Linked DNA regions of Homo sapiens: region 1 is linked to region 2. The links are chromatin loops, found by intact Hi-C in ENCODE. Cell type or tissue: body of pancreas. All regions are shown on one strand.

The links. Hi-C counts contacts between places; a loop is a spot of excess contacts. Peaks named below come from ENCODE experiments on the same cell type or tissue, not always from the same donor. Only the 100,000 strongest peaks of a DNase experiment are listed, where the experiment ranks them.
Region 1: a loop joins it to region 2, with 4 times the contacts of the local background. A loop is called at or near these places in 71 of 110 quality-filtered maps.

The regions. Positions count from the first base shown.
Region 1 is chrX:1,445,945-1,448,444 of GRCh38, reverse strand. The region is part of intron 1 of ASMTL (acetylserotonin O-methyltransferase like); the gene reads left to right. Among named protein-coding and RNA genes, the nearest start is that of ASMTL, 5.7 kb to the left of the region's middle. In body of pancreas, no CTCF peak of the experiment used is centred here; no DNase peak of the experiment used is centred here.
Region 2 is chrX:1,395,989-1,398,488 of GRCh38, reverse strand. LOC124900597 (serine/arginine repetitive matrix protein 1-like) reads right to left here. Exons shown (of 5, transcript XM_011546186.2): 4 at 1,265-2,117. The coding sequence ends at 2,097. LINC00106 (long intergenic non-protein coding RNA 106) reads right to left here and starts at 1,464. Exons shown (of 3, transcript NR_130733.1): 1 at 1,265-1,464. In body of pancreas, no CTCF peak of the experiment used is centred here; no DNase peak of the experiment used is centred here.

The DNA of each region.
Region 1 (2,500 bases), 50 kb before region 2:
CCAAGATGGTGGTGTGTATCCAAGATGGTGGCGTGTCCAAGATGGCGGTGTGTCCAAGATGGTGGTGCTTGTCCAAGATGGTGTTATGGGTCCAAGATGGCAGTGTGTGTCCCAGATGGTGTGTGTCCAAGATGGTGGTGCTTATCCAAGATGGCGGTGTGTGTCCAAGATGTTGTGTGTCCAAGATGGTGGTGCTTATCCAAGATGGCAGTGTGTGTCCAAGATGGTGTGTGTCCAAGATGGTGGTGCTTATCCAAGATGGCGGTGTGTGTCCAAGATGGTGGTGCTTATCCAAGATGGCGGTGTGTGTCCAAGATGGTGTGTGTCCAAGATGGTGGTGCTTATCCAAGATGGCTGTGTGTGTCCAAGATGGTGTGTGTCCAAGATGGTGGTTCTTATCCAAGATGGCGGTGTGTGTCCAAGATGGTGTGTGTCCAAGATGGTGGTTCTTATCCAAGATGGCGGTGTGTGTCCAAGATGGTGGTGCTTTTCCAAGATGGTGTTGTGTATCCAAGATGGCGGTGTGTCCAAGATGGCGGTGCTTGTCCAAGATGGTGTTATGGGTCCAAGATGGCAGTGTGTGTCCCAGATGGTGTGTGTCCAAGATGGTAGTGCTTATCCAAGATAGCTGTGTGTGTCCAAGATGGTGGTGCTTATCCAAGATGGCGGTGTGTGTCCAAGATGGTGGTGTGTGTCAAAGATGGCCATGCATGTCCAAGATGGCAGTGCTTGTCCAAGATGGTGTGTGTCCAAGATGGTGGTGCTTCTCCAAGATGGCGGTGTGTGTCCAAGATGGTGTGTCTCCAAGATGGTGGTGCTTATCCAAGATGGCGGTGTGTGTCCAAGATGGTGTGTCTCCAAGATGGTGGTGCTTATCCAAGATGGCCGTGTGTGTCCAAGATGGTGTGTGTCCAAGATGGTGGTGCTTCTCCCAGATGGCGGTGTGTGTCCAAGATGGTGGTGCTTCTCCAACATGGCCGTGTGTGTCCAAGATGGTGTGTGTCCAAGATGGTGGTGCTTATCCAAGATGGCAGTGTGTGTCCAAGATGGTGGTGCTTCTCCAAGATGGCCATGTGTGTCCAAGATGTTGTGTGTCCAAGATGGTGGTGCTTATCCAAGATGGCGGTGTGTGTCCAAGATGGTGTAATGGGTCCAAGATGGCAGTGTGTGTCGAAGATGGCAATGCTCCTGCTCTGTGAATCCAGACCCTCTAGTTATAACAGGACGAGGGGTGGTGTGTTCTTTCTGGCCACTTCCTGCTGAGGGAGGTGGTTATTACGGGTCACCAAACACAGCCCTGGAGGGGAAGAGGTTGATTTGTTCCTGGTAGCACTCTTTAGGGGCCTTCCAAGCAGCACCCGTTGAAACATCTAGCTTTTAGTTCACAGGGCTTTAAGAAAGCAGAACTTGGGTTTCAGAGGTTTTCAGTTAGGAAAAATTGGAGAAAAAGAAAAAGGAAAAGAATGCAAAACATTATCTTGGAGACATGTAGCCAGAAAAATTAGAATTTAATTCAAACCGTAGAAAAGAATAAAAACTGAAAACCATTAGGCAAGACTAGAATTTCACGACAGGGGTAACTATAGTTTTTCAAACACGATTTTTCTTTTTCCAGTTTTCCCACTTTTATTAAAAGACAAATTATGGGCTGGGCATGGTGGCTCATGCCTGTAATCCCAGCAGTTTGGGAGGCCGAGGTTGGCGGATCACGAGGTCAGGAGATCGAGACCATCCTGGCTAACATGGTGAAACCCCGTCTCTACTAAAATTACAAAAAATTAGCCGGGCGTGGTGGCGGGCGCCTGCAGTCCCAGCTACTTGGGAGGCTGAGGCAGGAGAATCGCTTGAACCTGGGAGGCAGAGGTTGCAGTGAACCGAGATGGCACCACTGCACTCCAGCCTGGGCGACAGAGCAAGACTCCGTCTCAAAAAAAAAAAAAAAAATGTCATGAGATGTAGGGACCAGCCCCACAGGGTCAGTGGATCTCTCCCTGTGTGCGGAGGCATGAGAGTGTAGAAATAAAGACACAAGACAAAGAGATAAAAGAAAAGGCAGCTGGGCCCGGGGGACCACTACCACCAAGACGCGGAGACTGGTGGTGGTCCCGAATGCCAGGCTGCGCTGATATTTATTGGATACAAGACAAAGGAGCAGGGTAAGGAGTGTGAGCCATCTCCAATGATAGGTAAGGTCACGTGAGTCACGTGTCCACTGGACAGGGGGCCCTTCCCTGCCTGGCCGCCGAGGCAGAGAGAGAGAGGAGAAGGAGAGAAACAGCTTACGCCATTATTTCTGCTTATCAGACACTTTTAGTACTTTCACTAATTTGCTCCTGCTAACTAAAGGCAGAGCCAGGTGTACAGGATGGAACATGAAGGCGGACTAGGAGCGTGTGACCACTGAAGCAAAGCACCACAGGGAGAGGGTTAGGCCTCCGGATAACTGCGGGCGGGTCTGACTGATGTCAGGTCCTCCACAGGAGGTGGAGGAGCAGAGTCT
Region 2 (2,500 bases):
GGGACCTCCGGCATGGCCTCCCTGTGTTCTGGTGCCCTCGCCATTTGCCCTTAAAGCAAGGGCCCGTGGAGGGAGTCCCCCAGGTGGAAGGAAGTCGGATAAAGGGTCCCTGGGGCTTGTTCCTCTCCCTCTCCCTTCAGTGTCTGCTAGAAATTTTTTTTTTTTTTTTTTTTTGAGACAGTCTCACTGTCGCCCAGGCTGGAGTGCAGTGGTGTGATCTCGGCTCACTGCAACCTCCGCCTCCCGGGTTCAAGCGATTCTCCTGCCTTAGCCTCCGCAATAGCTAAAATTACAGGCGCCCACCACCACGCCCAGCTAATTTTTTTGTATTTTCAGTAGAGACGAGGTTTCACCATGTTGGCCAGGCTGGTCTTCAGCTCTTGACTTCAGGCAATCCACCCCGCCTCGGCCTCCCAAAGTGCTCGGATGACAGGCGTGAGCCACCACGCCCAGCCCGTCTTTTTATTCATTGGAGTAACTGTGCAAAAACAGGACCTCTGGACTCTTAAGAGTCTGTGTGTGGCATGCACAGAACATCCCGAGGATTGTGATGATTTAAAAACCAGTGGGGTGACAAGGCTGGAATTCTGTGCAGGGCAGCCTGGCGGGCCGGGTTCACCCACTAACTCCTCCTCTACTCAGCGAGCACTGCACTATGAGTGTCTGGTGCATACCAGGAGTGTCCGTCTGGCTCTAAAACAGCCTCTGGATTCATCTGGGGGCCGGGGCAGGGGAAGCGGGAGGACAACAGATCCTAAGGATGATGTCGAGTACACAGCTCCTCCCTACCTGCCCAGCTCGAAGGCGCACGTCCAGGGAAGCTTTGCAGAGAGCCCTTTTCCAGGGTAAAAGTCTTAGGGGGCTCTTCTAGGGGGAGAGGTCTTGGGGAGCCCTCTTCCAGGGGGCAGGTCTTGGGGGGCACCTTCACGGGGGAAGTCTTCGGGGGCCTCCTTCAGAGGGCAGTCTTGGGGGGACCCCGTTCGGGGGGCCTTTTGAGGAGCCCTTTTCAGGGGGGTGACCCTGGGAGTCCCTTTTCAGGGATGAGGTCTTGGGGAGCCCTCTTCAGGGGCAATGCCTTTTGGGGGCCCTCTTCTGGGGAAAGGGGTCTGTCAAGCCCCCTCATCCTGCAGCCTCATCAGCCCTCCCCGGACCACACTTCGTACAGGCAGAGCCTCGGCAATGATTAATTACAAAAGATGTGCTGCTGCCCCCACCCGACACAGAGCCTGGCACCCCACCCCACCCCGCACAAAGCCAACCTCACCCCTGCTCTGATTCCTTCCCGGCCGTCCGATGAAGCCTGAAGTCTTCCCGTTAAAACACCTCTGCTTCTGGGCGGGGCGCGGTGGCTCACAGCTGTCATCCCGGCACTTTGGGAGGCCGAGGTGGGCGGATCACTTGAGGTCAGGAGTTTGAGACCAGCCTGCTTGGGCCTGGCACCCAGGATGTGCTTGCCAAATGCTTCTGGAATGGATGGATGGAACCCCATCTCTACTAAAAATACAAAAATCAGGCGTGGTGGTGCACACTTGCTATCCCAGCTACTTGGGAGGCTGAGGCAGAAGACATGCTTGAACCTGGGAGGCAGGGATTGCAGCGAGCCGAGATCACGCCACTGCACTCCAGCCTGGGCCACAGAGCAAGACTCCGTCTCAATAAACACACAAACAAAAAAACCCACATCTACTTCTATTATTAACCCACCTACTTTTCTGAGCCCCAAGGGGCTTTCTGGACAGATTCCAGCAGAGCGGCTGCTGGTCAGGCAGCAGTGATCTCTAAAGCTACGCAGGTAATTTTATCAGATGCTGGCAGAGAAGGGGTTCTCATGGGTGGGTACCTGGCAGGCGGATCGGGGCTCATTCCTTTCTTCTTGGTCCTTGGAGGGGCAGGGCAGTGAGAGACACAGCTCTACCCCCACTACCCAGCAGCTGTTGTCTCTCCCACTTCCAATTCCTGGGTGTGAGGCCCACCTGATCCTCCTTTCCCAAGGAGGCTGTGTGGCCCCAAAGGCCTCCCAGGTCATGCCCTAGTCAGGCATAGCAACTGTGTTGTTCCCTCCCAGATACGAGGGGCAAAGGAGTTAGTGTCCAAGGCTAAGTCCCACGTGCAGCACTCTGTATGGAAAAACAGCCCCAATTAGCAATTCATTCATCCATCCATCCATCCATCCATTCATCCATCCATCCATCTATTCATCCATCCATCATCCATTCATTCCAGAAGCATTTGCTGAGTGAGCACATCCATCTATCCATGCATCCATCCACCCACCCATTACCCATCCAATTATCCATCCATTCCAGAAGCATTTGCCGATCGAGCGCATCCATCCATCCATCCACCCATCCATTCCAGAATCATTTACCAAGCAAACACATCCATCTATCCATCCATCCACCCACTCATTGATTATCCATCTATCCATCCATTATCCATCCATCCATCCCAGAAGCATTTGCCAACAGAGTGCATCCATCCATCCACCCACCCACCCATT